Linked DNA regions of Homo sapiens: regions 1 and 3 are each linked to region 2. Evidence: chromatin contacts called from ENCODE Hi-C or POLR2A ChIA-PET data. All regions are on one chromosome and are shown on one strand. Each heading gives the region's core, a stretch centred on a gene start or an enhancer-like site at or near the end of the contact. The rest is flanking DNA. Distances are from core to core; before and after follow the strand shown.

Region 1 (2,763 bases), core at 183-2,682, 240 kb before region 2:
GAGCCACTGCTCCCAGCCCCTTGTATATTTTATTTTATTTATTTATTTATTTATTTATTTATTTTGAAGCAGAGTTTTGCTCTGTCGCCCAGGCTGGAGTTCAGTGGCATGATCTTGGCTCACTTCAACCTCTGCCTTCCCGGTTCAAGTGTGTCTCCTGCCTCAGCCTCCTGAGTAGCTGGGATTACAGGCGCCCACCACCATGCCTGGCTAATTTTTGTACTTTTAGTAGAGATGGGGTTTCACCATGTTGGCCAGGCTGGTCTCGAACTCCTGACTCAGGTGATCCCCCTGCCTCAGCCTGCCAAAGTGCTGGGATGACTTGTGAGCCACGACGGCTGGACACCTTTGTATATTTTAGATGCTGATTTCTCCTTGATTTTGAACATTGTAAATTTCTCTCCCATTTGTTACTTCTGTTATTAGGTCTGTTGTGTCTAATATGAATGTGTCTAAGTTGGGCTTCCTTGAATAGATAACCTTGATTTTGCATAATCAAACTCACCACATTTTTGGTCTTATAGTTTTGTGTAGGGTCCAGCCCTACAGGGCCTGTGGGTTTTTCTCTTCGTGTGCGGAGATGAGAGATCGTAGAAATAAAGACACAAGACGGCTGGGCGCGGTGGCTCATGCCTGTAATCCCAGCACCTTGGGAGGCTGAGATGGGCAGATCACGAGGTCAGGAGATCGAGACCATCCTGGCTAACATGGTGAAACCCCGTCTCTACTAAAAATACAAAAAAAAAATAGCCGGGCGTGGTGGCAGGCGCCTGTAGTCCCAGCTACTCGGGAGGCTGAGGCAGGAGAATGGTGTGAACCTGGGAGGCGGAGCTTGCAGTGAGACGAGATTGTGCCACTGCACTCCAGCCTGGGTGACAGAGCCAGACTGTCTCAAAAAAAAAAAAAAGAAAGAAAGACACAAGACAAAGAGATAGAAGAAAAGACAGCTGGGCCCGGGGGACCACTACCACCAAGACGCGGAGACCAGTAGTGGCCCCGAATGCCTGGCCGTGCTGTTATTTATTGTGTACAAGGCAAAGGGGCAGGGTATGGAGTGAGAGTCATCTCCAATGATAGGTAAGGTCATGTGAGTCACGTGTCCGCCAGACAGGGGGCCCTTCCCTATTTGGTAGCTGAGGCGGAGAGAAAGAGGGGACAGCTTACGTAATTATTTCTTCTATGCATTTTAAAGACTTTAGTACTTTCACTAATTCTGCTGCTGCTATCTAGAAGGTGGAGCCGAGTGCACAGGGCAGAACATGAATGCGGACCAGGAGCGTGACCACTGAAGCACAGCATCACAGGGACAGCGTTAGGCCTCTGGGTGGCTGCGGGCGGGCAAGCAGTGGTGGAGCAGAGTCTTCTTTAACTCCACCAGGAAAGGGAGACTCCCTTTCCCGGTCTGCTAAGCAACGGGTGCCTTCCCAGGCACTGGCGTTACCAGTAGACCAGGGAGCCCTCTAGTGGCCCTGTCCAGGCATAACGGAGGGCTCACACTCTTGTCTTTTGGTCACTTCTCACCGTGTCCCTTCAGCTCCTATCTCTGTATGGCCTGGTTTCTCCTAGGTTATAATTGTAGGACAAAGATTATTATAATATTGGAATAAACAGTAATGCTACAAACTAATTATTAATAATATTCATATACATATCTATAATCTATTTCTAGTATAACTATTCTTATTCTATGTATTTTCTTTATTATATTGGAACAGCTTGTGCCCTCGGTCTCTTGCCTTGGCATCTGGGTGGCTTGCCGCCCACAGTTTTGGCTTTTGAAATTTTAAGCTCTTCCCTGCTTCTAGGTCAAAAGATATTCTCCTACTTTATTTTTATTTATTTATTTATTTATTTTTTATTATTATTATTTTGAGACGGGGTCTTGCTCTGTCACCCAGGCTGGAGTGCAATGGCGCGATCTCAGCTCACTGCAACCTCCACCTCCCGGGTTCAAGCGATTCTGCTGCCTCAGCCTCCCGAGTAGCTGGGATTACAGGCACACACCACCACGCCTGGCTGATTTTTGTATTTTTAGTAGAGAGGGGGTTTCACCACGTTGGCCAGACTGGTCTCGAACTCCTGAGCTCGTGATCCACCCACCTCAGCCTCCCAAAGTGCTAGGATTACAGGCGTGAGCCACCACCCCCAGCCTATTTTTATTTTTGTTTATTTATTTATTTTTTTGAGACAGAGTCTCGCTCTGTGGCCCAGGATGGAGTGTAGTGGCGCAATCTTGGCTCGGTGCAACCTCCGCCTCCCCGAGCTCAGGCGAGGCGATTCTCCTGCCTCAGCCTCCTGAGTAGCTGGGATTACAGGTGCACACCAACATGCCTACCACATTTTTGTATTTTTTTGTAGAAACAGGGTTTACCATGTTGGCTAAGCTGATCTTGAGCTCCCGACCTCAGATGATTCGCCTGCCTCAGCCTCCCAAAGTGCTGGGATTATAGGCATGAGCCACCATGCCTGGCCTGCTCTATATGTTTTTTGGTTTTTTGGGTTTTTTTGAGACAGAGTCTTGCTCTGTCACCCAGGCTGGAGTGCAGTGGCGCAATCTCAGCTCACTACAACCTCCGCCTCCCAGTCTAAGCGATTCTCCTACTTCAGCCTCCTGAGTAGCTGGGACTGAGGGTACATGCCACCACGCCCAGCTAATTTTTGTATTTTTAGTAGAGAGGGGGTTTCACTATGTTGGCCAGACTGGTCTTGAACTCCCGATCTGAGGTGATCCAACCGCCTCGGCCTCCCACAGTGCTGGGATTA
Region 2 (2,928 bases), core at 49-2,548:
AACTTTGAAATCATCCCGCAACCTTGAACCAAAAGGTGAAATTGTCCACTTTGATAGATGACAACGGAAGGATCCTTTGGTTCAATGGACAGCTTGTAAATATAAAACAGTTGCTGGAAAATTATATTAGAGATGAGCTATCTCCTCCATTACAATGTTTGCTTTTCTTTAATGCGATTGAGTTCCAACAGAAAGGCTTGGGAGGGGCCACAAGCAATGCTTCAGGAGTTACTGGAAGAGAGATATGGGGAGTGAGAGAGGAGATCCATCGATGTGGAGCAGGGGCCAGGGGAGGCCTTCTGCCCAGGAGGCCTGTGCTGAGGACCCTGGCTGTGCCCAAGGGAAACTGAATTCAGAGCTCCTCCTGCATCATAAATCCAGGACAGCTGGCAGCTCTCCAAGGAAGACTGGCGCTAAACTCCAAGGGCATCAGCCGCCAGATTGGCCAACCCCTACAATGCCCTTTGAGAGCTGAGCCCCAGGTGTGTTGAATCGGGATTCCGTTCCAACCTCATGACCACATTCATTTACAAGCCCTGCATTTTGTTAATTTAAAAATGCACTCACCAGGAGGGAAGGAGGAGAGGCTCCATTAAATATAAGACAGCTGAAAGGCTGGAATTCTTCTGACATGCATGTCTTAGGAAGGAGAAGGCCTGACCTTGTTCTTTTTTTTTTTGAGACAGGGTCTCACTCTGTCACCCAGACTGGAGTGCAGTGGTGCAATAATAACTCACTGCAGCCTCTACCTACTGGGCTCAAGTGACGTGACCTCCCACCTCAGCCTCCCCAGTAGCTGGAACTACAGGCACATGCCACCATGCCTGGGTCGCTATGTTATCGGGGCTGGTCTCCAACTTTTGTTCTCCAGCGATCCTCCCACCTCAGCCTCTCAAAGTATTGGAATACAGGTGTGAGCCACCGAGCCTGGCCAGGCCTGACTTCTGAATGCATTCGTTTCTTGATCTTTTACCCCGAGTGCACGTGCAAGTTGCACCCCTGGCCACTGGGTTTTGCAGAGTGTGGCGTTCCAGTGTCCGGGGCCCCACGCCCGTCCGCAGGCTACTGGAATGCTGAGGGCGAGGAGGCTTCGCTCCACGCACACCGGATCGGCCTGCACTTCAGGGGCCAGGTCTACAGCCTTCCCCAGCGCAGACGCCGCCGGCCCGGCCGGTTCCCGAGGGCGGGGCTGCGCGGCCTCACGCCCCGCCCACCGCGGGCAGAGGCGGGGCATGGGTCACGTGACGGCACGCCGACCAGCGAGGCCCCGCCCGGCGGGAGGAGGCCCGGCCGCGACCCGGGCCGCGCGCTGAGGAGCCGCCCGGTCGCCTGCGCGCTCCCTCCGGCGGCGTCCCCAGCCCGCGGCCCCTCTGCTGCCGGCCCCCGGCTCGCCGGCTGCGGGAGTGGCCTCAAGATGGATGAAGACGGCGGCGGCGAGGGTGGTGGCGGTGAGTGTCGGAGGTGTGGTGGGCTCGCCGGCGGCCTGGGGTCGGGGGCCGGGGGCTGGGGGTCGAGGGCGCGGCGCTGGGCCGGGGTTCGCCGGAGGAGACGGGGTCGGGGGCAGCGGCAGCGGCGTCCGCTGGAGGCCTGAGGCACGCCGGGCCAGGGCCGAGGCTGGGTCTCCGGGGGCCGAGGGAGGGGGCGGGCCGGGGTCGCCGTTCGGCGCTGGCGAGGGTCTGGGTACCAGGCCGGGGCTGCCGCGGGCTGGGGTCGCCCCGGAGTCTCGGGCCGGGGTTTGGGTGTCGCTCCTCTGGGGCGGGGGACCTTGCGGGGCGACCTTCCCCGCATCTTGTCGCCAAGGGCGTTCATGCCCTCCGGAGCCCGGCGTTTCGGACGCCCCCTTTCAGCTCAGGTGGGCGGAAGCGGCTGAGCCGGTGGGAAACCGGGAGGGGAAAGTTTTGCACTGGAGGCTCCTCGAGTGTACAGGACGGGAGGGCAGGGGAAACGGTTGGAAAGCGTGACAGTCTGCTTGGCTTTGGGTCAGAAACGGTCGCTGGATTTGCTCGAACGGGGAGGGGGCCAGCTGGAGTTCAGTTCAGGGTAGACGTTTTAGGAAACGGCAGACGCGACAGATTGAGCAAAAAACTCCGTGGAGCCGAGGGTGGGAGACACGAGCTGCACCCAGCACAGAGGCAAGACCGGAGAGCCAGGTGTGCCCGGAGCCAGGTGTGCTCCCGAGTGGGTCGGGTCGATGCGCGTCGTGGCCCAGGTGGTCTGTGTCTGACGTTCGGTTTCCTCTTGCTGGAGGAATCGTGTTTGTTGGAAATTATTTAGTGGAATACAAATGACTGCTGGGTCATGCTGGGAATTAGATTTTAAAAACAGAGGAACGTGCCTCTGTATGGAGTGGGTGTTCGCTTTGGAAAGCAAAGGGTTAATGCCCGTGTTTTTACAGGAACAGCCGAAGTTGAGGTTCTCTAGACTTTTTTTTTTTTTCCTGAAGATCTCCTTTGAGCTGACAGAGAAATCATCAGAATCATCAGAACCCCATGTAATAAGGGAGCAGTTTAGAGAAATCTTAATTACAGGCTGCCGGTGCAGCTGCCTGTAAGAATCAGCAGTATTGAATGCTTCAGGATGAAGTGGTTCATCATCAAGGTGCCTTCCAGAATTCAAGTGCTGCTCAGAGGGAGATGTTTTTTTGCTGAAAGACGCGATGCAGCCAGGATGGTGGGAAGTTGGCACCCGTCATGGCATTTGGCGAGTTCAGTTCTTATAGTTGAAGCTAGGGGTAGCACTGTGGCACCGAGTGGGTGTGTTGATGGGAGCGCTGTGGAACGAAGGCGCCCAGTTGCGAACCCTCCTACAGTCAGGCTGTCTGGAGCCATGAGATCCTAAGGAATGGGTTCCCGGTGGATGTCGTGTTTCCTGCCTGTCACAATTTGGGCATAGCTGTTTTCCCTTGTTAGAAAAGAAAGACAACTGTAA
Region 3 (2,799 bases), core at 122-2,621, 200 kb after region 2:
TTTTGTATTTTTAGTAGAGATGGGGTTTCACCATGCTGGCCAGGCTGGTCTCAAACTCCTGACCTCAGGTGATCTGTCCGCCTTAGCCTCTCAAAGTGCTGGGATTACACTTTGAGCGTGAACCACTGCACACGGCTCACTAGTTAAATCTTTCCTTCCTGTTCCCATAACCTTATGCTCTGCTAGCCTAGAGGTCTTAGTTCCAAAGAGAGCAATGCCTCCACCAGGAGACATGCTATGGTTTGACTATTTGTCCCCTCCAAAACACAAGTTGAAATTTAATCCCCAATGTGGCAGTATTTAGAGGTGGGGCCTTTAAGAGTTGATAGAGTCATGGCCAGGTGCGGTGGCTCATGCCTGTAGTCCCAGCACTTTGGGAGGCTGAGGCAGGTGGATCACGAGGTCAGGAGATCGAGACCATCCTGGCTAACACGGTGAAACCCCATCTGTACTAAAAATACAAAAAATTAGCTGGGCGTAGTGATAGGCGCCTGTAGTCCCAGCTACTTGGGAGGCTGAGGCAGGAGAATGGCGTGAACCCTGGAGGCGGAGCTTGCAGTGAGCTGAGACCATGCCACTGTACTCCAGCCTGGGCGACAGAGCAAGACTCCGTCTCAAAAAAAAAAAAAAAAGAAGGTGATTCAGTCATGAGGGCTCTGCCCTTATGAATGAATTAATCTGTCCTTGGATTAATAAATTAATGGGTTAGGGCCGGGTGCAGTGACTTATGTCTGTAATCCCAGCACTTTGGAAGGCCAAGGTGGGCAGATCTCCCGAGGTTGGGAGTTCAGGAGGAGCCTGATCAACATGGAGAAACCCCGTCTCTACTAAAAATACAAAATTAGCCAGGCTTCGTGGCACATGCCTGTAATCCCAGCTACTTGGGAGGCTGAGGCAGGAGAATCACTTGAACTGGGGAGGCAGAGATTGCCGTCAGCCGAGATCGCGCCATTGCACTCCAGTCTGGGCAACAAGAGTGAAACTCCATCTTAAAATAATAATAATAATAATTAATTAATGGGTTAATGGATTAAGGAGTTATCATGGGAATGGGATTGGTGGCTATAAAGCTGTATAAATAAAAGGAGGAGAGGTGTGAGCTAGCATGCTGAGCCCCCTGGCCATGTGATGTCCTACACCACCTCGGGACTTTGCAGAGTCCTATCAGAAAGAAGGGCCTCACCAGATGCAGCCCTTTGACCTTGGACTTTTCAGCCCCCATAACTGCAAGAAATAATTTCTTTCTTTATAAATTACCCAGTTTCAGGTATTCTGTCATAAGCAACAGAAAATGGACTGACAACAGTGATTTCATTGAACTGACTTTTCAGTGCCACCTGGCCACTTTCAGTTCCTCTTGCCTCTGAATCAACAGGCAAAGAAAGACGTTACTGGGCTGACTTGGGTGATTAATCCTGACTACCAAAGAGAAATTGGACTGCTACTCCACAATGGAGCTAGGAAAGGGTATGTCTGAAATACAGGAGAGCGCTTAGGGTATCTCTTAGTATCAGAATGCCCTATGATTAGAGTCAATGGAAAACTGCAACAACCCAATCTTGGCAGGACTATGAATGGCCCAGGAAAGGAGGTTTGGTTCGCCACACCAGGTGACCCATGGCCAGCTGAGGTGTTTGTTGAGGAGAACGGGAATACGGAATGTGTGGTGGAAGAAGATGGTTATAAACACCAGCTACGACCCATCACCAGTTGCAGAACCGAGAGCTGCAATTGCCGTTGATGTTTCTTTTTGTTTTGTGATGGATGTGTGTGTGTGTGTGTGTGTATCACAAATGTCTTTGTTTTCATTCCCCACTTATCCTCTTATGTAACAAAAGATATATTGACTTTATATCATAGTATTTCAATATTGTTAACCTTATAGCATACTATTTAAGTTATGAGATACCAAGGAGAAGCATAAACATCACCCAAGAAACTTACATCCTCTTCTGGGAAAGAGATTAGTGCGGTTTTCATTGTATACGAGATAGTTGTATCACGTCAAGTGGATAGTTGTATCATGGTTGAAAAAGATGCATATAGTCTGGGTGCAGTGGCTCACACCTATAATCCCAGCACTTTGGGAGGCCAAGACAGGCGGATCACCTGAGGTCAGGAGTTCCAGAGCAGCCTGGCCAAAATGGTGAAACCCCGTTTCTACCAAAAATACAAAAATTATCTGGGCTTGGTGGTGCACAACTGTAGTTCCAGCTACTTGGGAGGCTGAAGCAGGAGAATCATTTGAGCCTGGGAGGTAGGCGCAGGTTGCAGTGAGCCGAGATTGCACCACTGCACTCCGGCCTGGCCAACAGAGCAAGACTCTGTCTCAAAAAACAAACAAACAAAATAAATAAATAAAAATTAAAAATGCGCATGGATGCTGTTGACAAGGGGTGAACTTGCCAAAGTTATTTTTTTTTTCTTTTGAGACAGAGTTTCACTCTTGTTGCCCAGGCTGGAGTGCAAAGGCATGATCTCGGCTCACCGCAACCTCCGCCTCCTGGGTTCAAGCGATTCTCCTGCCTCAGCCTCCCAAGTCGCTGGGATTACAGGCATGTGCCACCATGCCCAGCTAATTTTGTATTTTCAGTAGAGACGGGGTTTCTCCATGTTGGTCAGGCTGATCTCATACTCCCGACCTCAGGTGATTCGCCTGCCTTGGCCTCCCAAAGTGCTGGGATTACAGGTGTGAGCCACCACACCCGGCCTGTGATGGTTAGTTTTATGTGTCAACTTGGGTGGCCCACAATGCCCACATATTTGGTCAAAGATTATTCTGGGAGGGGCATGGTGGCT

What was found. A loop is a pair of places that touch in the nucleus more often than their neighbours do. ChIA-PET counts read pairs that join two places held with the same protein, here RNA polymerase II (POLR2A). Pooled maps may share reads with other maps.
Region 1: a pooled map shows a loop between it and region 2 (2.8-fold over the local background). The contact joins the enhancer-like site here to the promoter of CYTH3 in region 2. A Hi-C loop is called at or near these places in 3 of 168 maps with a recorded cell type or tissue (CD4-positive, alpha-beta T cell and naive thymus-derived CD4-positive, alpha-beta T cell) and 8 of 50 pooled maps.
Region 3: a pooled map shows a loop between it and region 2 (2.4-fold over the local background). The contact joins the enhancer-like site here to the promoter of CYTH3 in region 2. A Hi-C loop is called at or near these places in 2 of 168 maps with a recorded cell type or tissue (B cell and naive thymus-derived CD4-positive, alpha-beta T cell), 2 of 37 single-sample maps with no recorded cell type and 13 of 50 pooled maps. POLR2A ChIA-PET finds 5 or more read pairs at or near these places in 4 of 52 experiments (AG04450, H1, PC-9 and 1 more).

What each region holds. Positions count from the first base shown.
Region 1 is chr7:6,515,205-6,517,967 of GRCh38, reverse strand. All of the region lies in intron 7 of GRID2IP (Grid2 interacting protein), which reads left to right. It overlaps LOC101927325 (a long non-coding RNA gene), which reads right to left. Exons shown (of 5, transcript XR_007060200.1): 5 at 933-1,562. Among named protein-coding and RNA genes, the nearest start is that of KDELR2, 32 kb to the right of the region's middle. Within about 2 kb of position 1,432, at least 2 of the 41 ENCODE cell types and tissues checked have a DNase peak (open chromatin) inside an H3K27ac peak, as active enhancers do.
Region 2 is chr7:6,270,994-6,273,921 of GRCh38, reverse strand. CYTH3 (cytohesin 3) reads left to right here and starts at 1,298. Exons shown (of 13, transcript NM_004227.4): 1 at 1,298-1,448. The coding sequence starts at 1,415. RefSeq lists silencers at 1,071-1,430, 1,751-1,920 and enhancers at 1,239-1,960, 1,961-2,683.
Region 3 is chr7:6,070,128-6,072,926 of GRCh38, reverse strand. No RefSeq gene overlaps it. Among named protein-coding and RNA genes, the nearest start is that of EIF2AK1, 12 kb to the right of the region's middle. Within about 2 kb of position 1,371, at least 2 of the 41 ENCODE cell types and tissues checked have a DNase peak (open chromatin) inside an H3K27ac peak, as active enhancers do; they include B cell, where a contact is called at or near this core.